2 separate regions of the Homo sapiens genome follow, and region 2 is linked to region 1. Evidence: read pairs that join two places in POLR2A ChIA-PET (ENCODE). Cell type or tissue: Caco-2. All regions are shown on one strand. Links, peaks and the distances in the headings refer to the core of each region. The heading gives the core; the rest is flanking DNA.

Evidence for each region. Peaks named below come from ENCODE experiments on the same cell type or tissue, not always from the same donor. Only the 100,000 strongest peaks of a DNase experiment are listed, where the experiment ranks them.
Region 2: POLR2A ChIA-PET joins it to region 1 with 10 read pairs; 2 of 35 experiments call an interaction of 5 or more read pairs at or near these places.

Annotation. Positions count from the first base shown.
Region 1 is chr2:96,543,720-96,555,104 of GRCh38, reverse strand. It overlaps ARID5A (AT-rich interaction domain 5A), which reads right to left. Exons shown (of 7, transcript NM_212481.3): 2 at 7,588-7,703; 3 at 5,646-5,784; 4 at 5,300-5,352; 5 at 4,820-4,917; 6 at 4,372-4,531; 7 at 2,471-4,006. The coding sequence ends at 2,792. Among named protein-coding and RNA genes, the nearest start is that of ARID5A, 13 kb to the right of the region's middle. RefSeq lists enhancers at 771-1,296, 3,090-3,149. In Caco-2, for the core only: a CTCF peak has its summit at 4,988 (motif pointing left); a DNase peak (open chromatin) is centred at 5,614.
Region 2 is chr2:96,718,873-96,730,257 of GRCh38, reverse strand. The region is part of intron 4 of LMAN2L (lectin, mannose binding 2 like); the gene reads left to right. Among named protein-coding and RNA genes, the nearest start is that of LMAN2L, 15 kb to the left of the region's middle. In Caco-2, for the core only: no CTCF peak of the experiment used is centred there; no DNase peak of the experiment used is centred there.

The DNA.
Region 1 (11,385 bases), core at 1,878-9,877:
CAGGCCTTCCACTGGCCTGGCTCCCTGCACTCGCCTCAGCTCCCTGTCCCGCTCTGCTGTGCCAGACTGTCCCGGCCCAGTGCCTCCTCGGTGGAACCTGACTCTCCCCTACTCCGAATCGTCACACAGCTTGTGGCCTGGTCCCGCCGAAACCCAAAACCCGTGCCACCAACCTCAGGTGGAACCTAGTGCTTCCCAGAGGCCCCAGGGCATGGCGGTGCTCCCGTCTGAGATCACTCATTCTCGTCCCCTCCTCCCCTCAACCTCAGGTCTCCAGCCCTGGTACTTGTCCTCAGTCTCTGCTCACTGAGGAATCAGAGGCACTGACGGGACCCCACCATTCAGGCGGGTTGTGAGCCAGGACGCTACCCTCCGAGAATCGGGTACAGCTAGTACCGGGCTGTGGGGCACTGGGCCCAGAGGGTGCCCTGGAAGCATGACTACATCCGGCTCTAGCATCTGTGCCAAAGCAGGGTCCCCTGCGTCCTGCCCAGGGCGCCCACCTGCCCAGGACAGACGTCCCACGGGAAGTGCATTCTTCAGATCGGCCTCCAGAGGGCGCCGTGATCGCAGCGCTGAGCTGCCTGCCCTCAAGTCCTGCTGACGGGCCGCCTGCCCATCTTTGTGCCAGGGCCAGGCCAATGTTGCTTCGTAGATGAAGGGCACCCTGCCCCATGCTGGGCAGGACCCTGCACACAACAGGGTCACCTCCCCTTTTATCCAGGCAGGGGATCCGACCCCAGTGATCTGTGGCCCAGCACCCAGGGCCTGGAGGGTGGGCAGAACTCAGCTCCTCCCTTCTTTTTTTTTTGAGACCGAGTTTTGCTCGTTGCCCAGGCTGGAGTGCAGTGGCGCAGTCTCGGCTCGCTGCAACCTCTGCCTCCCGAGTTCAAGTGATTCTCCTGCCTCAGACTCCCAAGTACCTGGGATTACAGGTGCCCGCCACCATGCCTGGCTAATTTTTGTAGTTTTTGTACAGATGGAGTTTCACCATCTTGGCCAGGCTGGTCACAAACTCCTGACCTCAGGTGATCCACCCCCCTTGGCCTCCCAAAATGCTGGGATTACAGGTGTTAGCCACTGCACCCAGCCCCTCCCCGTTCTTTATCATCCACTGAGCCTCCACAGCTCGGAGAGATGGACTGCACACGGGCGCATGTGGCAGTGCGGAGCTCAGGGCTGGTCACTCCAGGTGCTCAGGCTGACATCTTGGCATCTCTCAGAAGGAAAGAGGTGGAAGGTTGGGAGATGCCCCTGCAGAGCCTGAGTGCTCTCAACAGCAGGGAGCACCACTCTTTGCCCCTCCACCCGTCACAGGCCTCGCTTGGAAGGTGCCTGAGCTCTCCTCCACAGGCTGCTCCTGAAGGAGGTGGCCAGGGGCAGGGGCTGGATAGGGTGCCCTTTTGGCCTGGCCACCCACTCCCTGGTGCCAGGCATGCTGCACGTTCCCTGGTCTGGGTTCTGTCATCGTGGATGGTAGCCTTGGGCAAGCAAGACCCTGCCCATCCCCGGCCTTGGCCTCTCTACCTGCAACCTATGGGGGCCCTTCCCATGGCCGGAGTTCATGAGCATCCCAGCCCCAGCGGCCAGGGTAAGTTCCAGTGGTGCGTGTCACCCACTGACCTGCTCACACCTGTAGCCCCGACATCTGCCCTCTGCTTGGCCAGCAGTAGCCCCACTTTTCCAGGACTACATGTGAAGCTGTTTGGGTGCAGGCTGCTTGTGGAGGGAGGGGACAGTGCCTCTGAAAAGAACCCACCCTCCCTCCTCCTGAGCCAAGGCCCTGCTCCCATCCGGCCTGCAGGAAGCAGGGCGTCAAGCCGCAGGGATTCTAATATGAGCCCTGGGGCAACCACATCTGAAACTGCAGGGGCTTGTTACCGATGCAGACACCCAGGCCCAGACCAGTGGATTTGCTCCCCTTTCCCTCCAGGCACCTCCGGTGATTTCAATCCAGTGGTCATTCTGGTCTGTCCATGCGGTTCAGGCAAGTGGGGTGGGGCTGCAGAGAGGGCTCAGCTGCAGGCCCCAGAAATCTACATCCACCACCAACGCAGACCAACTCAGGCTTCCTGGTCACACCCCCAACCCCCCAGGGGCACTGGTAACAGCCTGGGGTCCCGCTCAGAGCACGGGAGTCACACAGCCTGTGCAGCCCTCCCCTGCCCCTCCTGCCAGGGGAACCTGGGCAAGTCACCGACCCTCCCAGGACCTCCAATCCCCATCTCCACAATGAGGAAGGCAGCAAGCATTCCCTGAAGCTCAACTAGGAAACTGGACTGAAGGCAAGGACAGATGTTAGAGGCTGCCTAAACGGCAGAGGCTGGGGTTTGCTTTGGGCCCGCTCTTCAGTGGGGTAGTGGCGTTCAGGTCCACCTCCTTGGCCCCCTAATGGCAGCCCCACCCACAAGCTCACCCCCGCCTTGCCTGCCGTTGCAAAGGCCCATACCACACACACCTCAGGGCTACGTGGATTCACACTGGTGTCTTTTTATTGGATTTTCCGTGGGCAACCTGGGTGCTTCGAGCTCCGCTCTGGGGCAGTGGGAGCTGCCCATCCTCTCCCAGCGCCTTATAACAACTGGGTCCTCTGCTCCTGGGCTCAGGCTGCTGCCTTGAGATAAACCCAGTTTTCCCACTGCCTTCTTCTTCACTTGTGCCAGGCTGCCCAGCCAGGGGCATGGCCCGGGTGTCCTGGGTAGCAGGCACTAGTTCAGAGCCCCCTGGCAGCAGTACCTGCCTGTTGTAGGCCCCTGTCGACTCCACAGTGTACACAACACCATGGGCTGGCCTACAGCTTGGTGTTGAGGTGGAAGAAGTGGGGCGCTGCATAGGTTGTGACTGGTGGTGCGTGCCAGGCAGATGAGGCCGGGCAAAGTCTGTGGCGGAGGGCACTGTCGAAGGACGTTGGGGGGAAGTGCATCAGGCCAGCGGCCATGGGCGAGGGGCCTGCGGTGGCCAGGAAGTGGGCCGGGAAGGCCGGGATGACCAGGGGGCTGAAGGGGAGTGCAGCCTGGCCCTTCAAGGGGCCCGGGGTGCCAGTGAAGTTCAGCGGGCAGTGCAGCATGGTGCCCCTGTAGGCCTCTGGGGGCACAGGCCCCAGGGCTGGGCCCAGAAGGCAGGAGACCAGGCCGGACCCTGCAGGTTTGGCCCCACACTTCTTGGCATCCGCCTCCTTAAGAAAGGGAGACACGGCCCGCAGTCTCTTCCCACTGTGGGCAGCACCCTCTTCCTCCAGGCTGCGCTTGCTGCCCAGGCCTGGGCTACTGGGGAAGGTGGGCGGGAGCGTGGGGCTCTCGGCTGGGACCTTGGCCATGGGGGACACCCAGCAGGCTTTGGGCTTGGGGTAGAGGATGCCCTTTCTGGAGCCACCTTTATGGAACGCAGAAGGGCGGTTAGCGTCTCCGCCCCACACCAGCTGGGGCTCTTTCACTGACAGCCCCTCTTTGCCAGGAGGCCCCAATAGCACCCCATCTTTAAGTCTAGAGAAGAAGTCCCTGGGGTGCTGGCTGACAGGCTTCAGCACCTCGGTGGGGTGGGTGTAGAAGCAGCCCTTGAAGATGGGGGCTGCCGGGCAGGGGCCTGCCTGCGCCTCCTCTCTGAGGCTGCCACCTGGGGCCTGCAATCCCTCCTGAGGGGTCAGCCGGTGCCTGGAGTTCTCAGTCAGCCCTTTGGGGCTCTGGGGACTCTCTGGGAGGTGAACAGCTGGGGACGCCTGGGGCTCTGCCCCATGGCGGCAGCCCTCCTCCTGGCACTGCAAGGCCTCCACCTTGCTCACCTGGGCCAGGAGCTTCTTTTTGGCCAGTGGTGACATGATGCCGTGTGTCCCCTTGCAGTAGAAGCTGGATAGGAGCCGCTTGTAGGCCTCAGGACAGCCGCTGGCACCCACAAAGGACACAGAAGACCCAGAGGCCAGGCCCTGCTGTTCTGTGCTGTTCCTGGGGGGCTCCTGGCTGGGAAGTGGTGCTGGGTCAGCAGCATCTGCTTTGGTCTTTCCTGGCATCATCTGGAATGAGAGAAAGTCTTGCCTCAGGACTGCCTCAGCCCCACATCCTGACCTGAGGAGCAAGAGGTGGCACTTTCAGGCCTGCCCAGGTCCCCCGCCAGCCCCTGCAGTCCTCTGTACAGAATTTTCCAAAGGTGCCCTGTCCTCTGAGTGGACACAGCCTCAGGTGCCTGGTGGGTGGGCGCAGGCTGGAGTTCAGAGTCCACTTGCACAACCATCTGTGGAGAACCTGGAACCTTGCAAGTCCCGCCCTGGGTGCAGGTTCTGTGTATTCTGAGCAGACAGCTCCGCGGCCACAGGGAGTTGTGGGGTAGGGGGCTACAAGAGGCAAGGGACAGGGTGGCCCCAGCCAGCCGCAGGCCTACCTGGTCCATGCGCCGCTCCTCCTTGGCCTTCTTCGGCCTCTCGGTGGCCCCATCATCCCCCCTGTTCTCCTTAGCCATCTTGTACTGTTTCCTGGGCTTGGAGGTGGGCAGCGGCTTGTCATCCTCCCCCTTCAGGTGCCGCACGTATGGCAGGACCAGCCTGGTGAGGAACCACGCATGTCCCCCAGGAGGCCGGCGCCCATCCCCTCCCTGGGCCTCTGTAGCCTCCTCTGAGCCCCCTTCCCCGCCGGCGCCGAGGAAGGCCCTCTCCTGGTCCCAAAGCTTCAGCTCCCTCAGTGAGTGCGCCCAGCCAGCCTGGGCTCCCGCAGCTCTGAGGACGGCGCATACCCTGCCCGCTCCGGGCAGAGTCCACCCGGCCCTCCCGGCAAGGTCGGCCAAAGCCCCGCAGGGTAGGCGGCGTCCAGCACCCGGGCCCGCCCCGCCGTACCTCTCGTAGTGGCGGCGCGTGCACGTGGCCGCGCTGGTGCTGCCTGGGCTGCCCCCCAGCTCGTCGTACACGTTCTTCCAGAGGCGGCGCCCGGTCACCTGCAAGGGCACCTCGTGAGGGCGCGGCCGGCGGGCGCCCCCTGGCGGCGGGGTCCTTGCAGCTCCGGCCGCCCTCGCAGGGACTCGAAGGACTGCAGTTTGGCAGCTGCTCTGCGGCTCCAGCAGCGGCCAGCCGATTCTCTCTCCTAGGGCCATGGACTGCTGGCCCAAGCAGTTTTCCCAACACGGGGCGGGCAGAACAGATGGGGAAGGCTGAAAAGCTGCTTTGAGCAGCAGAGTACCAGCGGGGAAGGCAGGGAGGCAGGGACGCAGGGGTAGGACTGGGGATCCTGGCTCTTCCTCTGTCCAGAGGCAAGGACAGCGCTGCAGGCTCACCCCAGGGATATGCAGTTTGGCAAGGACTGGGAGGTGCCTTCCTTACCAGCTCATAGGCCCCCAGCTTCTCCACTGCTTTGTAGATCTTCCACAGGTTAACTGGGGGAGAGAAGAGCAGGCTGGCCGTCAGTCTCTGTGGGAGGTGGGGACAGCATGCCACCCCTTCCTGGTGCCCTGACAGGCCAGGCACAGACCAGCACACACCCAGCCAGGGCCACTGCAATAGACGGGCAGGCTGTGCCCTGTGCACCCCTGGCCCAGTGGCAGCCTGGAGGGAGGCCTCCTTTCTATCTGCAACCTGGGTCACCCAGAGTGGGAGTGCCTGCCCGATGCCCTGCCTGGGCGGGGTCCCCTGCTGGGCCCCCCTCCCTGCCTGCACCCCAGGGACGCACTCTGCTTGAAGCCGAGATGGGGCACCCTCTCGATGGGCGTGTGTCGCTCCTTCATGAACTTGTAGAGGCTGACCAGGAAGGCCTGCTCCTCCTCCCGCTCCTGCTCCTCCTCCCGCTCCCCGCCTGCCTCGGGGGAGTCCTGGGGAGAGAACAGGAGGCATTGGGATGGGCCCCAGTTGGTGGCTGGCTGCTGGGGATGTGCAGAAACCACTGGCTGCAGGAGGAATAAGGTACCTACCCCAACCCCAGTTTCCCAGAGAACACCTAGCCACTGTTCTGGGAGGGAGTGACTGTTCCTGGGTTCGGCAGACACAGGTGTCAGCTCTCAGCGCCCCAGGACAGGAGCTAGAGTCCAGGACCTCCCCGGAGGCTGGGTACCCCAGAGCAGCTGGCTCCAGAGGCTGCCACGAGAGCAGTCCCCAGCCTTCTCCAGGCCAGGGTCACTTCTCTGTCTTGTTCTTGATTTGTCCTATTTGTGTCAGCTCCTCCGCCAGACTAGGAACTCCAGGAGGGCAGGCTCAGTGTCCCTGGGACTCCCCCATAACCGCAGAGGGAAAAGCTGAAGGAACAAAGGTGCTTGGTGCTTTCTGGTGCCCTGGGGTTACTCTGTGAGGCCCATGTTCCCCGAGCCTCTGTGTGGCCCCAGCCTGCCGTGCTGAGCACAGGGAGGTGAAGCTCTGGGCTTCAATTGCGCACTGCTGTCAGGGGCACAGGACTTTTGGTTGCGGGTCCCAGAGGGGCAATCTCTGCTGATGCCGTTTATCCAGCGAGTGGCTCGGGGCAGAGAGCCTAGGGCCCATACCCTGCTCAGAGAACAGACAGCTTCCAGGACATAAACCATCTGGACTAGGACAGCGCAGACAGCCATGTGTTCCAAAAATATTTGATCCAGCTGGGCACGGTGGCTCACTCCTGTAATCCCAGCACTTTGGGAGGCCGAGGTGGGCAGAGAGATCACTTGAGGTCAGGAGTTTGAGACCAGCCTGGCCAACATGGGGAAATCCCATCTCTACTAAAAATACAAAAATTAGCCAGGCCTGGTAGTGCATGCCTGTAATCCCAGCTACTCGGGAGGCTGAGGCAGAAGAATCATTTGAACCCAGGAGCTGGAGGTTGCAGTGAGCCAAGATTGTGCCACTGCACTCCAGCCTGGGTAACAGTGAGACTCTGTCTAAAAAAAAAAATAATAATTGATTCAAGTTTATTTCAGTGTTTTTACTTTTTTTGTTAGTTGTAAATAGCTTCTGTAATAGCTCAGTGTTTTTAAGGTATTAAAGACCTCTAAGAAGAAACAACATAGGAACTCACATATCACCCATGAAATCATAACATGCTGGGGCCCTGGGGCTGGTCTGTGCAGACCTCAGAAGGAAGGCTCTCTCATAACTGCTCAAGTCAATCTGCTCCTCCAGGCCTCTATTCTGAATTCCTGGCAAGCTGCTAAAGACAACTACCATTTGCAACCACTTTTCTGCATGAATCAGGATATTTTTCCAGACTGTGCCACCAAAGCAAATGGCCAAAATGAATGAAAGCCGGGGCCGACTGTGCTCCGAAAAAGCTGCCTGCAGCTCCCCCTTCAGATTCTGTGCTCATCGAAACAGTCTTGCTGGTCTCACCGAGTGACTTTATACGCCCATGTTATGCATCTGAATGAATGGATGTGAATGTGGTTTTACATCATGGGCTGGAGCTTTTGTCTGTTTAATGGATCAGGGTGGTAGGTCATCTTCATTTCAAAAAAGGGTTCTGCTACAAAAACCAAGATTGAAACTCTCTGCCACAGATGACAAGTAAGTCCCCTGGCTGCTGGGCAGGGCCAGGGTAGGAACATATCTCCCTCCTGAGAGCTTGGGGAGTGTCCAGGTTCACCTGGAGGCGGAGCACAGGTGAGGGTGGCAGGGAAGAGTGCCCAGGGAGTCAGCAGAGGGAGTCAACTCACCTCCAGCGAGATGGGGTTCTGGATTCCGTTCTGCTTGCCAGCAGGTTTGGGGGATGCAGGTGGGTCTAGGGCGTCACCCTCCGTGGACTGCTTCCTGTTCCCTTTGACAGGGGCTGCTGCAAGGAGAGAGGGAAGGAGTAAGGAGGAAGGGGTGGGGAGAGAGCATATGAGATGCAAGCAGGGAGGAACAGGAGCACTCTCCCTACTCCCAATTGGAGTTGCCAGAGGGCGCCAGTGCAGGGGCTCACTCCTGTGATCCCAGCACTTTGGGAGGCCCAGGCAGGCGATGACCTGAGGTCAGGAGTTCAAGACCTGTCTGGGCAACGTAGTGAGACCCCGTCTCTATTATTAAAAAAAAAAAAAGAATTGGCCAGGGGGAAGGGGTGTGTCCCTGGCTGCACATAGGCTACATGCACACACACACACAGGCCCTCCTCCCCGCTCCCCGACAACCCGCTGCATCCGCTCCACACCTGTCCCTTTTCTTTCCTCTGCTCCAACTATCTCCCCACATCTTTGAAGGAAACGCAAAACCACCTTGAGGTCAAGTCACAGGAGGCCGGGGTTGGGCTGTGGTGCTTGGGGAAATCCTGTCTCCAAAATCTGCCCCATGCTCAGACACAGAGTTGAGAAGCAGCTTAGTCTCACTGGAGAGCTAAAGGATCCCATGGCTGTGGCCCCAAAGCAACACAGGGGTCCCTGGGTAGTAGTTCCTCTGGGAATATTCAGGAATATCTGACCTTTCCCTGAGCATCTGCAGAGTTCTAACTGCCCTAATAAGGCCACATGCTCTCCTCACCTACAAGGGTCCTGGTGACCCCTCAGGTCTCTGCTGACAAGTGCCTTCCTCTGGGTGGCCTCCTCTGGCCCCTGGCCACGGGCAGCTCCTCCCTCGCCCTAGGCTACTCACAGCCATCCTGGCTGAACTGCCTGTGGCTCCTGGGGCTCCCTGATAGTTCGGTGAGGCTTCCCATACCCCACACAGCAGGTGCCAAGCTGGAATGAGCAAGGCTCACAACAACCCTGCGTGGTGGGCAGGAGAAGCCATGGGCTGTATTTTACTAAGAACCACCATGTGCTGATGGTTGCAAAAACGCAACACCTCTGCCACTGCAAAAACCACAACCACTGGAAACTGCCTGAGGCCACACAGCAGGCTGGCAGCAGATACCAGACCAGGAACCCACATCTTCTGACAACCTTTTCTTTCTGTCCTTTGTTCTTTTGTTAATCAAGTATGAATTGGTTCACTCCCTCCCAGGACATCCTTATTGTTAGGAACCTATGAGATTTCCCTTCCATCCCAGACAGAAAAAGAATCTCCTCAGGAACAAGAAACCCAAACCAGCGTAAGCCAGGGGCCAGTGGTACTCAGAGGCACAGGGTAGAATCCTTGGCCACTGAGTGGTCCTGCTTTGGTAGGTGTTCTTATGTCTTCCCTCCATGTTGATGGCTGCTGACTGATTTCAGGGTGGTGGTTTCTTGGGCTGGGGTGACTGTGGCAATTTCTTAAAATAAGACAACAATGAAGTTTGCCACATCCATTAACTCTTTTTTTTTTTTTGAGTCAGAATCTTGCTCTGTTGCCCAGGCTGGAGTGCAGTGGCGTGATCTTGGCTCACTGCAATCTTCGCCTCCCAGGTTCAAGTGATTCTCCTGCCTCAGCCTCCCGAGTAGCTGGGACTACAGGTGCGTGCCACTAAGCCCGGCTAATTTTTGTATTTTTAGTAGAGACGGGGTTTCACCATATTGGCCAGACTGGTCTCAAACTCCTGACCTCATGATCCACCCACCTCGGCCTCCCAAAGTGCTGGGATTACAGGCATGAGCCACTGCACCTGGCAACTCTTCCTTTCATGAAAGACTTCTCCATGGCATGCATGTGATGCTATTTTTGACAGCATTTTATCCACAGCAAAACTTTCAAAACTGATGTCCCTCCTCTCAAACCCTGCTGCTGCTTTATCAACTAAGTTTCTGTAACATTCTAAATCCTTTGTTGTCATTTTGACAATGTTCACAGCATCTTCGCCAGTAGATTCCACCTCAAGAAGCCACTTTAGGATGGGCGCGGTGGCTCACGCCTGTAATCCCAGCACTTTGGGGGCCAAGGTGGGTGGATCACCTGAGGTCAGAAGTTTGAGACCAGCCTGGCCAACGTGGCGAAACCCTGTCTCTACTAAAAACACAAAAGTCAGCTGGGTGTGGTGGCAGGTCCCAGTAGTCCCAGCAACTCAGGAGGCTGAGGCAGGAGAATCCTTTGAACCTAGGAGGCGGAGGCTGCAGTGAGCTGAGATTACTCCACTGTACTCCAGTCTGGGCGATGGAACAAGACTCTGTCTCAAAAAAAAAAAAAAAAAAGAAAAAGAAAAAGAAAAGAAAAGGAAAGAAAAAAAAAGAAGAAAAAAAGTCACTTTCTTTGCCCACCCATAAAAAGCAACTCCTCATCCACTCAAGTTTGATCATGAGATTGCAGCAATTCAGTCTCATCCTCAAGCTCTGCTTTCTAACTCTAGTTCTCTTGCTGGTTCCACTGCATCTGCAGTGTCTTCTCCACTGAAGTCTTGAAGCCCTCAAAGTCATCCAGGAAGGTTGGAATCAAATTCTCCCAAATGCTTGGATATTTTGACCTCCTCCCACGAACCACAAATGTACCTGAAATGCTCTCCGGAGGTTTTCAATGTATTTTGCCCATCAGAGGAATCACTATCTATGGCAGCTACAGTCTTACAAAATGTATTTCTTAAATAATAAGACTTGAAACTTAAAATTACTCCTTGATCCTTGGCTCTAGAATAAATGTTGTGCTAGTAGGCATGAAAACAACATGCAGCTCCTGGTACATTTTCATCAGCGCTCTTGCATGACCGGTTGCCTTGTCAATGAACAATAATATTTTGAAAGGAATCCTTTTTTCTGAGCAGTAGGTCTCAACAGTTGGCTTAAAATACTCAGTAAACCATGTTATAAACAGATGTGCTGTCATCCAGGCTTTGTTATTTCATTTTTAGAACACAGAGTGAGTAGATTTAGCATAATTCTTAAAGGTTCTAGGTTTTTTGGAATGATAAATGAGCACAGGCTTCAACTTAAAGTCACCAGTACCAGCTGCATTAGCCCCTAACAAGAGAGTCAGCCTGTCTTTTGAAGCCATGCATTGACTTCTCCTTAGCTATGAAAGTCCTAGATGACATCTTCTTCTGATACAAAGCTGTTTCATCTACATGGAAAATCTGTGGTAGTGTGGCCACCTTCATCAGTGATCTTAGCTGGATCTTCTGGATAAATTGCTGCAGCTTCTACACCAGCCCTGGTTGATTCGCCTTGCACTTTTATGTGATGGTGATGGCGTCTTTCCTTAAACCTCATGAAGCAACCTCTGCTAGCTTCCAACTTTTCTTCTGCAGCTTCCTCACCTCTCTCAGCCTTCACAGCATTGGAGATTTAGAGCCTTGGTCTGGATTAGGCTTTGTCTTAAGGGAATGTTATGGCTTGTTGGATCTTCTATCCAGACTTCTCAAACTTTCTCCATTATCAGCAATAAGGCTGTTTTGCTTTACCATGCGTGTTCACTGGAATAGCACTTCTGATTTCCTTCAATAACTTTTCCTTGGCATTCACAACTTGACAAACTGGTGCAAGAGGCCTAGCTTTCGGCCTATCTGGGCTTTCGACCTGCCTTCCTCACTAAGTTTAATTATTTCTAGTTTTTTTATTTAAAAGTAAAGACCTGTAACTCCTCCTTTCACTTGAACACTTAAAGACCATTGTAGGACTGTTAATTGGCCCAGTTTCAAT
Region 2 (11,385 bases), core at 1,615-9,614, 180 kb before region 1:
AAGAGTTATCAGCTTTAGGGCCTGACAAGAGTTTTAAACTTGTCTCTCTGTTTCTTCCAGAAACAAATTGTTCAAACTCTGTTAGCTTCCATTTCACCATGAGATAGTAGTAATTCTGGTTTGAGAAAGTAGAAATTCTGACTTGGGTTTATTTTGTAAGGATTTTGTAGATGTTAATTAAAAAAAATTTATTTTAGATGGTAAAAATTGAGACATCTTTTCTGGCTAGCTATTGTGGTTCTTACTTCCAAGTGCACATTGTAATTCCCTGGAGAACTTTTAAAAATATTGACATCCAGTCCCAACCCCAGAGCTTCTGATTCAGTTCGTCTGAAGTGCAGTCTAGGCAGCCTTCCTCTTTTAAAGCTTTCCAGGAGATTCACATGTATAGCCGAGGTTGAGAACCCTTGGACTAACATGGGTTCCTTTTATCCTTATAAAACTAAATTTAAGGCCGGGCGCGGTGGCTCACACCCGTAATCCCAGCACTTTGGGAGGCTGAGGCGGGCAGATCACAAGGTCAGGAGTTCGAGACCAGCCTGGCCAACATAGTGAAACCCTGTCTCTACTAAAAATACAAAATTAGCCAGGTGTGGTGGCGGGCGCCTGTAGTCCCAGCTACTTGGGAGGCTGAGGCAGGAGAATCACTTGAACCTGGGAGACGGAGGTTGCAGTGAGCCAAGATCATGCCCTTGCACTCCAGCCTGGGCGACAAGAGCAAGACTCTGTCTCAAAAAAAAAAGCCATTAAAAAAAAAATAAAATCACTTGCTGTTTATTAGATGGCTGCTGTGTGCCAGGTACTTTGCAAATATTGTCTTAATCCTCGTCAAACCTCCTTATAGTCTGTATTTTTCCCATTTTACCAGTGAGTAAACAGGCTTAGAGAAGTTAAGTGTCTGTTTCAAGGTAATAGTCGATATAAAGTGAAGCACAGGTCCACCAGATTCCAGAAGCTGTGCTTTTATCTATGATGTTCTACCAGCTCCCATCCTTTTTTTTTTCTGTCAGGTTGACTTCTTTCTTGAGAATAGAGACATTTATTATTATTATTTTGTTTTATTTTATTTTATTTATTTATTTTTTTGAGACAGAGTCTTGCTCTGTCGCCCAGGCTGGAGTGCAGTGGTGCGATCTCAGCTCACTGCAAGCTCCGCCTCCCGGGTTCACGCCATTCTCCTGCTTCAGCCTCCTGAGTAGCTGGGACTACAAGTACCTGCCACCACGCCCAGCTAATTTTTTATATTTTTAGTAGACATGGGGTTTCACCGTGTTAGCCAGGATGGTCTTGATCTCCTGACCTCGTGATCTGCCCACCTTAGCCTCCCAAAATGCTGAGATTACAGGGGTGAGCCACTGCGCCTGGCCTTATTTTATTTTATTTTTCGAGATGGAGTCTTGCTCTGTTACCCAGGCTGGAGTGCAGTGGCATGATCTCGGCTCACTGCAACCTCCGCCTCCTGGGTTCAGTGATTCTCCTGCCTTAGCCTTTGGGGTAGCTGGGATTTCAGGCACACTCCACCCAGTCTGGCTGATTACAGGCACACACCACCACATCTGACTAATTTTTGTATTTCTAGTAGAGGCGGCGTTTCACTGCGTTGGCCAGGCTGGTCTCAAACTCCAGACTTCAAGTAATCTACCCGCCTCGGCCTCCCAAACTGCTAGGATTACAAGCGTGAACCACCGCACCCAGCCTGTTAATATTATGTTCATATGCTGTCCTGTGCAATTTCTTTTTTTTTTTTTTTTTGAGACGGAGTCTTGCTCTGTTGCCCAGGCTGGAGTGCAGTGGTGCGATCTCAGCTCACTGCAAGGTCCGCCTCCTGGGTTCAGGCCATTCTCCTGCCTCAGCCTCCGGAATAGCTGGGTAGCTGGGACTACAGGCACCTGCAACCACGCCCGGCTAATTTTTTGTATTTTTAGTAGAGACGGGTTTTCACCGTGTTGGCCAGGATGGTCTCGATCTCCTCTCGATCTCCTGACCTCGTGATCCGCCCGCCTCGGTCTCCCAAAGTGCTGGGATTACAGGCGTGAGCCACCGCGCCTGGCCAGTGCAATTTCAGTTCTTAGATCTTATATTCAGTCCAGAGAGTATGGAAAGTATCTTCCTTTCTACATCCCAACACCCTACAACTATCTAAGAGGGTAAAATCAAATGTGTTTGTCAGTGGCATGGTTTACTTCAATATACATAAAGGCGCCAGGCATTGTTCTAAGCACTTTCACATACATTATTTACTTATCATAACAACCTTTTGGGGTAGATGATAGTATTATCTCTATTTTGTGGGTAAGAAACTGAAGTGCATGTAGAAAGGTTACAGAACTTGTTAGTGTCACACACGTAGTGGGTCTGACTCCAGAGACTCCAGTCTGATTATTATTGCTTTATTATTTTGAGCTCATTAAAAGAGGGTGACAAATACTGTACCTTTTGAGAACTTACAAATGACCGTGGTATGTGTGCAGAAGATGTCCTAGACAAGGAAGACAAGGAGCAGGTAGGAGGGCGTGTGGAACAATTCATGAAATTCCTCAAGACAGTGGTAAAAACATTTTTCTGGTTTCTTGTTTCCTTGTCACGAGAGTCCACATGACCCTGTTGCTCAACCTCTTACCACATTTGTTCATGAGAAAATATTGGGAAAATCATAGCAACCAGTAATGCATCTGAGAAGAGGGTGAGAGACTTCAGTATATAGGCTCAATCCTCCTACCTCAGCCTCCTTCCCAGTAGCTGGGACCACAGGCATGCGCCACCACACCTGGCTAATTTTTGTATTTTTTGTAGAGACAGGGTTCCGCCATGTTGCCTAGGCTGGTCTCAAACTGCTATGCTCAAGTGCTTTGCCTGCTTTGGCCCCCCAAGGTGCTAGGATTACAGTCATGAGCCACCGCACCCGGCCCCTCAACTGTGGTTTAACATCTGAAAATTAGTATAATATACCACATTAGTAAACTAAAGGACAAACAACATATAATCATCTCAATAGATAGAGAAAAAGTGACAAAATTTCATACCTCTTGATAATAAAAACACTCAACAAATTAGGAATAGAAGAGGATTTCCTCAACCTGATAAAGGGCATCTATGAAAAAACCCACAGCTAATATATATATATATGTGTTTGTGTGTGTGTCACACACACATTTTTTATTTTTATGTTTTTTTGAGATAGAGTCTCGCTCTGTCACCTGAGCTGGAATGCAGTGGCGTGATCTTGGCTCACTGCAACCTCTGCCTCCCGGGTTCAAGCAATTCTCCTGCCTCAGCCTCCCAAGTAGGTGAGATTACAGACGTGCACCACCACACCTGGTTAATTTTTGTGTTTTTAGTGGAGACGGGGTTTCACCATGTTGATCAGGCTAGTCTTGAACTCCTGACCTGAAGTGATCTGCCCGCCTCGACCTCCCAAAGTGCTGGGATTACAGGTGTGAGTGAGCCACTGCACCCAACCTTTTTATTTTTTTTGAGACAGAATCTTGCTCTGTCACCCAGGCTGGAGTGCAGTGGCATGATCTCTGCCCACTGCAATCTCCACCTCCTGGGTTCAAGCAATTCTCCTGCCCCAGCCTCCTGAGCAGCTGGGATTACAGGCGCCCACCACCACTCCCAGCTAAGTTTTTGTATTTTTAGTAGTGACGGGAGTTTGCCATGTTTGCCAGGCTGGTCTCAAACTCCTGACCTCAGGTGATCTGCCCATCTCGGCCGCCCAAAGTGCTGGGATTACAGGCGTGAGCTACTGTGCTTGGCTAGAAAAACCCACGGCTAACATATTTAGTGGTAAACAGTTGAATTCTTTCCTTCTAAGATCAGGAATAAAATGAGGATATTCACTCTTATCACTTCTGTTTAACGTTGTACTGGAGGACCTAGCTAGGGCAAGAGACATGAAAGTGAAATAAAAGACATTCAGATTGGAAAGGAAGTAAAACTATTTCTATTTGCAGATGACAGAATATGGAAAATCCTAAGGAATCCACAAAAAAAAACCTATTAGAACTACTAAATGAATTTAGCAAGGTTGAAGGATACGAGATCAGTATGCAAAAATATTATAAAATATGCAAAAATATTATAAAATATTATTAAAAAGGTTTATTTCTTTTTTTTTTTCTTTTTTGAGACGGAGTCTTGCTCTGTCACACAGGTTGGCATGCAGTGGCATGATCTCTGCTCATTGCCACCTCCGCCTCCTGGGTTCAAGTGATTCTTCTGCCTCAGCCTCCAGAGTAGCTGGGATTACAGGCACGTGCTACCACGCCTGGCTAATTTCTGTATTTTTAGTAGAGATGGGGTTTCACCATGTTGGTCAGGCTGTTCTTGAACTCCTGACCTCATGATCACCTGCCTCGGCCTCCCAAAGTGCTGGGATTACAGGCGTGAGGTACCGCGCCTGGCAAATCAGGTTTATTTCTATATATTTTCAGTGAACAATCTGAAAATGAAATGAGAAAACAACTCCATTTGCAGTGTTATCAAAAAGAATAAAATACTTAGAAGTAAATTTGGCCGGGTGCGGTGGCTTACGCCTGTAATCCCAGCACTTTGGGAGGCTGAGGCGGGCAGATGACAAGGTCAGGAGATCGAGACCATCCTGGGTAACATGGTAAAACCCCGTCTCTACTAAAAAAATACAAAAAAATCAGCCGGGCATGGTGGCGGGCGCCTGTAGTCCCAGCTACTTGGGAGGCTGAGGCAGGAGAATGGCGTGAACCTGGGAGGTGGAGGTTGCAGTGAGCCAAGATTACGCCACTGCACTCCAGCCTGGGTGACAGAACGAGACTCCGTCTCAAAAAAAAAAAAAAAAGAAAATTTAATAGAAAAACTTTGACAACTACAAAATATTGTTGGGGCCAGGTGTGGTGGCTCACACCTATAATCCCAGCACTTGTGGGAGGCTGAAGTGGGAGAATCACCTTAGGCCAGGTGTTTGAAATGAGCCTGGGCACCACAGCAAGATCTTGTCTCTACAAAAAATAAAATTAGGCCAGGCGTGGTGGCTCACACCTGTAATCCCAACAGGGGAGGGATTTTGGGAGGCTGAGACGGGTAGATCACGAGGTCAGGAGATCAAGACCATCCTGGCCAAGATGGTGAAACCCCGTCTCTATTAAAAATATAGGCCGGGCGCTGTGGCTCACGCCTGTAATCCCAGCACTTTGGGAGGCTGAGGCAGGCGGATCACGAGGTCAGGAGATCGAGACCATCCTGGGTAACACGGTGAAACCCCGTCTCTACTAAAAATACAAAAAAATTAGCCAGGCATGGTGGCGGCGCCTGTAGTCCTAGCTACTTGGGAGGCTGAGGCAGGAGAATGGCATGAACCCGGGAAGCGGAGCTTGCAGTGAGCCAAGATCGCGCCACTGCACTCCAGCCTGGGCGACAGAGCAAGACTCCATCAAAAAAAAAATAAATAAATAAAAATAAAAATAAAAAAATTAGCTGAGCTTCGCAGTGTGCGCCTGTAGTCCCAGCTACTCGGGAGGCAGAGGCAGGAGAATTGCTTGAACCTGGGAGGCGGAGGCTACAGTGAGCTGAGATTGCGCCACTTCACTCCAGCCTGGGCAACAGAGCAAGACTCTGTCTCAAAAAAAATTAGCCTGGTGTGGTGGGTGATGCATGCTACCCGGGAGGCTGAGGTGGAGGTTTGCTCAGGAGGGTGAGTCCACAGTGAGCCACGATCGCATCGCTGCACTCTAGCCTCAGTAACAGAGCAAGACCCTGTCTCAAAAATGAAATAAAGTAAAAAAAATTATTGGAGGAAATTAAAGAAGATCCATGTAAATGGAAAGATGTTCTATGGCATGGATTGGAAGACTTGGTATTGTTAAGATAGCAGTACTCCCCACATTGCTCTATGCAGTCCCTACCTCTCAAAAACTTAGCTGGCTTCTTGGCAAAAATTCACAAGCTGATCTTAACATCCATATGGAAATTCAAGGGACTCAGAATAACCAAAATAATCTTGACAAACAGTGAAGTTGGAATGCTCACACTTCCTGATTTCAAAACTTACTACAAAGCTACAATAATAAAGACAGTGTGCTACTGGCATCTGGGTAGACATACAGATCAATGGAATAGAACTGAGAGTCTGGAAATAAAACGTCACATTTAATCAATTAATTTTCTTTTTCTTTCTTTTTTTTTTTTGAGACAGAGTCTCGCTCTGTCTCCCAGGCTGGAGTGCAGTGGCACGATCTCGGCTCACTGCAAGCTCTGCCTCCTGGGTTCACGCCATTCTCCTGCCTCAGCCTCCCGAGTAGCTGGGACTACAGGTGCCTGCCACCACGCCTGGCTATTTTTTTTTTTAATATATATGTTTTTAGTAGAGATGGGGTTTCACCATATTAGCCAGGATGGTCTCGATCTCCTGATCTCGTGATCCACCCGCGTCGGCCTCCCAGTGTGCTGGGATTACAGGCGTGAGCCACCGTGCCCGGTCTAATCAATTAATTTTCCACAAGATAATTCAATGGGGAAAGAATCATCTTTTCAACAACTAGTTATCCACGTGTAAAATAATGAAGTTATTCCCTATTTCACACCACACAGAAAATTTAACTCGAAATGGATGAAAGATCTAAATGTAAAAATTAAAACTATAAAACTTTTAGAAAAAAAAAATATCGGATTGATTCTTCTTGACTTTGGATCAGGCAGTTGTTAGATGTGACACCAAAAGAAAAAGCAACGAAAGAAAAGGATAAATTGAACTTCATCAAAATTGAAACCTTACGTGTTTCATAGGACATCATCAAGGAAATGTAAAGAACCTACAGAATGGGAAAAGATATATGCAAATCATATCTTATTAGAGATTTGTTTGAAACGTAAAGAACTATTACAACTCAATAGTAAGACAACCAAATTAGAAAATGGGCAAAAGATCTTAATAGGTATTTCTCTAGAAGAGATATACAAGTGGCCAAGAAGCTTGAAAAGAGGCTGAGCATCATCAGCCATCAGGGACATGCAAATTAAAACCATAAGACACTACTTTACACCCGCTAGAATGGCTAAAATAAAAAAGATTAGAAGTGTTGGCAAGGATATGGAGTAATTGGAACCCTCATAGACTGCTGGTGGGAATGTAAAATGGTGTAGTTGCTTTGGAAAAGTTTGACATTTCTTCAAATGACTAAACATAGACTTTACATGATCTAGCAATTCCACTCATAGGTGTGTACCTAAGAGAAATGAAAACATCTACACAAAACTTTTTTTTTTTTGAGATGGAGTCTTGCTCTGTTGCCCAGTATGAAGTGCAGTGGCGTGATCTCAGCTCACTGCAACCTCTGCCTCCTGGGCTCAAGTGATTCCCCTGCTTCAGACTTCCAAGCAGCTGGGATTACAGGCGCCTGCCACCACGCCTGGCTAATTTTTACATTTTTAGTAGATACGGGTTTTGCCATGTTGGCCAGGCTAGTCTCAAACTCCTGACCTCAAGTTATCCGCCCGCCTTGGCCTCCCAAAGTGCTGGGATTATAGGCATGAGCCACTGCACCCGGCCTACACAAAAACTTTTATATGAATGTTCATAGCAGCATTATTCATAATAGCCAAGAAATGGATACAACTTAAATGTCCATCAACTGATTAGAGCAGGGGTCCCCAACCTGTTAGGAACCAGGCTGCACAGCAGGTGAATGGTGGGCGAGCAAGTGAAGCATTATCTGTATTTACAGCTGCTCCCCATTGCTCTCATTACTGCCTGAGCTCCGCCTCCTCTCAGATCAGTGGTGGCATTAGATTCTCATAGGAGCAGGAGCCCTCTTATGAACTGAGCATGCGAGGGATCTAGTTTTCTCCTTAGGAGAATTTAATGCCTGATGATCTGTCACTGTCTCCCATCACCCCCAGATGGGACTATCTAGTTGCAGGAAAACAAGCTTAGGGTTCCCGCTGATTTCTACATCATGGTGAGCTGTATAATTATTTCATTATATATTATAACGTGATAATAATAGAAATAAAGTACACAGGCCGGGTGCGGTGGCTCACGCCTGTAATCCCAACACTTTGGGAGGCCAAGGTGGGCGGATCACGAGGTCAGGAGATTGAGGCCATTCTGGCTAACACGATGAAACCCCGTCTCTACTAAAAATACAAAAAAATTAGCCGGGCGTGGTGGCGGCCACCTATGGTCCCAGCTACTCGGGAGGCTGAGGCAGGAGAATGGCGTGAACCTGGCAGGCGGAGCTTGCAGTGAGCCAAGATCGCGCCACTGGATTCCAGCCTGGGCAACAGAGTGAGACTCCGTCTCAAAAAAAAAAGAAAGAAAGTACACAATAAATGTAATGTGCTTGAATCATCCCGAAACCACCCCCCCTCCAACTCCCCGGTTCATGGAAAAATTGTCTTCCAGGAAACCAGTCCCTGGTGCCAAAAAGGTTGAGGACTACTGGATTAGAGGATAAACAAAATGTGATATATTGTTATAATGGAAATATCAGCAATGAAAATAAGTATCACTGGGTGTGGTGGCTCGTGCCTATAATCCCAACACTTTGGGAGGCCAAGGTGGAAGGATTGCTTGAGTCTAGGAGTTTTAGATCAGCTTGGGCAACATAGGGAGACCCCATCTTTACAAAAAACAAAAAAAATTAGCTGGTCCCAGCTACTTTGCAGGCTGAGGCAGGAGGATTGCTTGAGTCCAGGAGGTCAAGGCTGTAGTGAGCTATGATTGCCACTGCACTGTAGCCTGGGCGATGGAGCAAGACTGTCTCAAAAAAAAAACAAAGTAGGAGTAATTGCCAGGCACAGTGGCTTACACTTGTAATTCTAGCACTTTAGGAGACCAAGGTGAGTGGATCACTTGAGCCCAGGACCTCGAGGTTGCAATGAGCCTTGATCACACCACTGCACTCCAGCCTGGGTGACATAGCAAGACCCTGTCTCAAAAAAAAAAAAAAAAAAAAAAAAGACTGAAAGAAATTAAGTATCGATATGTGCTCCAACATGGATGACCCATGAAAACACTATGCTAAGTGGAAGAAGCCAGTCACAAAAGACCCACACATTGTATGATCCCATGCATATGAAATGTCCAGAATAGGCAAATCTGTAGAGACAGAAAGTAGATTAGTGGTTGTCTAGGGCTGGGGTAATGTGGGGTGGAGATGAGGAGAGTGACTACTAGTGGGCATGAGATTTTTTTTTGGGGTGATGAAAATGTTTTAAAATTGGTTGTGGTAATCATAATCTTAACTCTGAATATACTAAATGCCATTGAATTATATACTTTAAGTGAATTGTGTGGACTGTGAATTATATCTCAGTGTTGTAGTTATTTATTTTATTTATTTTTTTTGAGACTGAGTCTCACCCTGTCGCCCAGGTTGGAGTGCAGTGGCGTGATCTTGGCTCACTGCAACGTCCATCTCCCAGGTTCAAGTGATTCTCCTGCCTCAGCATTCCGAGTAGCTGGGATTACAGGTGCCTGCCACCACGCCTGGCTAATTTTTGTATTTTTAGTAGAGACGAGGTTTCACCATGTTGCCCAGGCTGGTCTCGAACTCCTGACCTTGTGATTTGCCCGCCTCAGCCTCCCAAAGCACTGGGATTACAGGCGTGAGTCACCGCGCCTGGCTGTATTGTAGTTATTTTTTAATGTTGATTAAAAGATCACCAGTGGGCAGGCACAGTAGCTCGTGCCTATAATCCCAGCACTTTGGGAAGCCAAGGCAGGAAGATAGCTTGAGTCCAGGAGTTTGAAACCAGCCTAGGCAACATAGCAAGTCCTCATCTCTACAAAAAATCAAAAAAAAAAAAAAGGTAAAGATAACCTGATTATCTTGCACTATCAAGTCATCAGCTGATGATCATCACTTTCTCACACAAACCTACCCAGATGTTGGTGAAAAGTTGCAGGGAAGTCAGTAGCAATCTTGGAGCTACAATGTGCTTCCGTTGAAATCAGAGCGTAATGAATGAGAAGAGGCCTTCCTGGAATGAGAGCACAGAGTGTAACCGTTGCGGTCTTGGCCTTCATTCTTTTCTGTGAGATGTTTGGGCCTCACCCCTGGGGAGGCAGAAATAGCTAGAGAGTGGGGAGAAGAGCTTGGGAGTTGTTTTTGAGGTATTCCCCATACTTTGAGATACTCCTCATACTTTTTTTTGATGTGATGATTGTTTTTTCCTCCTTTGAACTGGAAGAAAATTTAACAATACCATGCCATCCAGTTAAAAAAACATTTCCTCAAGTCTTTTTTTTTTCTTTTGAGACTGAGTCTTGCATTCTATCGCCCAGGATGGAGTGCAGTGGCACAGTGATAGCTCACTGCAGCCTCGAACTCCTAGGCTTAAGCAGTCTTCCTGCCTCAGCCTTCTGAATAACTGGGACTACAGGTGGCCATCATGCCAGGTTAATTTTTACTTTTTTTGGCCAGGTGCAGTGGCCAATGCCTATAATCCCAGCACTTGAGGTCAGGAGTTCGAGACCAGCCTGGCCAACATGGTGAAACCCTGTCTCTAATAAGAATACAACAATTAGCTGGGATATGGCGCATGCCTATAATCCCAGCTTCTTGGGAGGCTGAGGCAGAAGAATTGTTTGAACCTGGGAGGCGGAGGTTGCAGTGAGCCGAGATTACGCCACTGCACTCCAGCATGGGCAACAGAGTGAGACTCTGTGTCAAAAAAAGAAAAAAAATTTTTTTTTTTTTGTAGAGATACGGTCTTGCTATGTTTTCAAGGCTGGTCTTGAACTCTTGGACTCAAGTGACCTCCTCCCTTGGCCTCCCGAAGTGCTAGGATTACAGGCATGAGCCACCACACTCAGTCCCCTTAAGTCTTTGTCTTGATGAAGACACTGATCCCAAAGTGGTCTCTTTACTGTTGGCAGAGAGAATTTTAACATGTTTCTTTTCTGAGACAGTGAAAGAGGGAGAAAGGAAGAAAGCAAGGGCCAGTGCTCCAGAGGATGCTTATTCCTGGGTTAGTTCTTTTCTTTGGGCTTTGACCCTTTCGAGACTCTGATTAAAGTGTTGGACCCAAGAAAGAGGCATGTACACAGAAGAGTTGACATGATTTTAGGAGATCTGAAGATCTCCTGTTCTATAGAATTGATGGCTCTTCTCATTAACAAGAAGTATTGACATACTATCAGAATGATGGTCAGCAGTGAAATAAAGACATACATAATGGGCTCTATTCTGAAACTTGGTACTTGTAATCTGGGTGGGTAGGTTATAAAGGTCAGTGCTTGGGGCACACCTCAAATTTAGTCTCCTGATTTTGGAGTACTCTTTATTGAAGTCCTCAAATTACTTGATTTGAGGACTAAGATAAATGAGATTGAGATCATTCCGTGAGTTTCTTAAGAGAGCGTGATGATATTCAATTATATGAAGGTTTCCAGACCTGGAAGTGCCACTT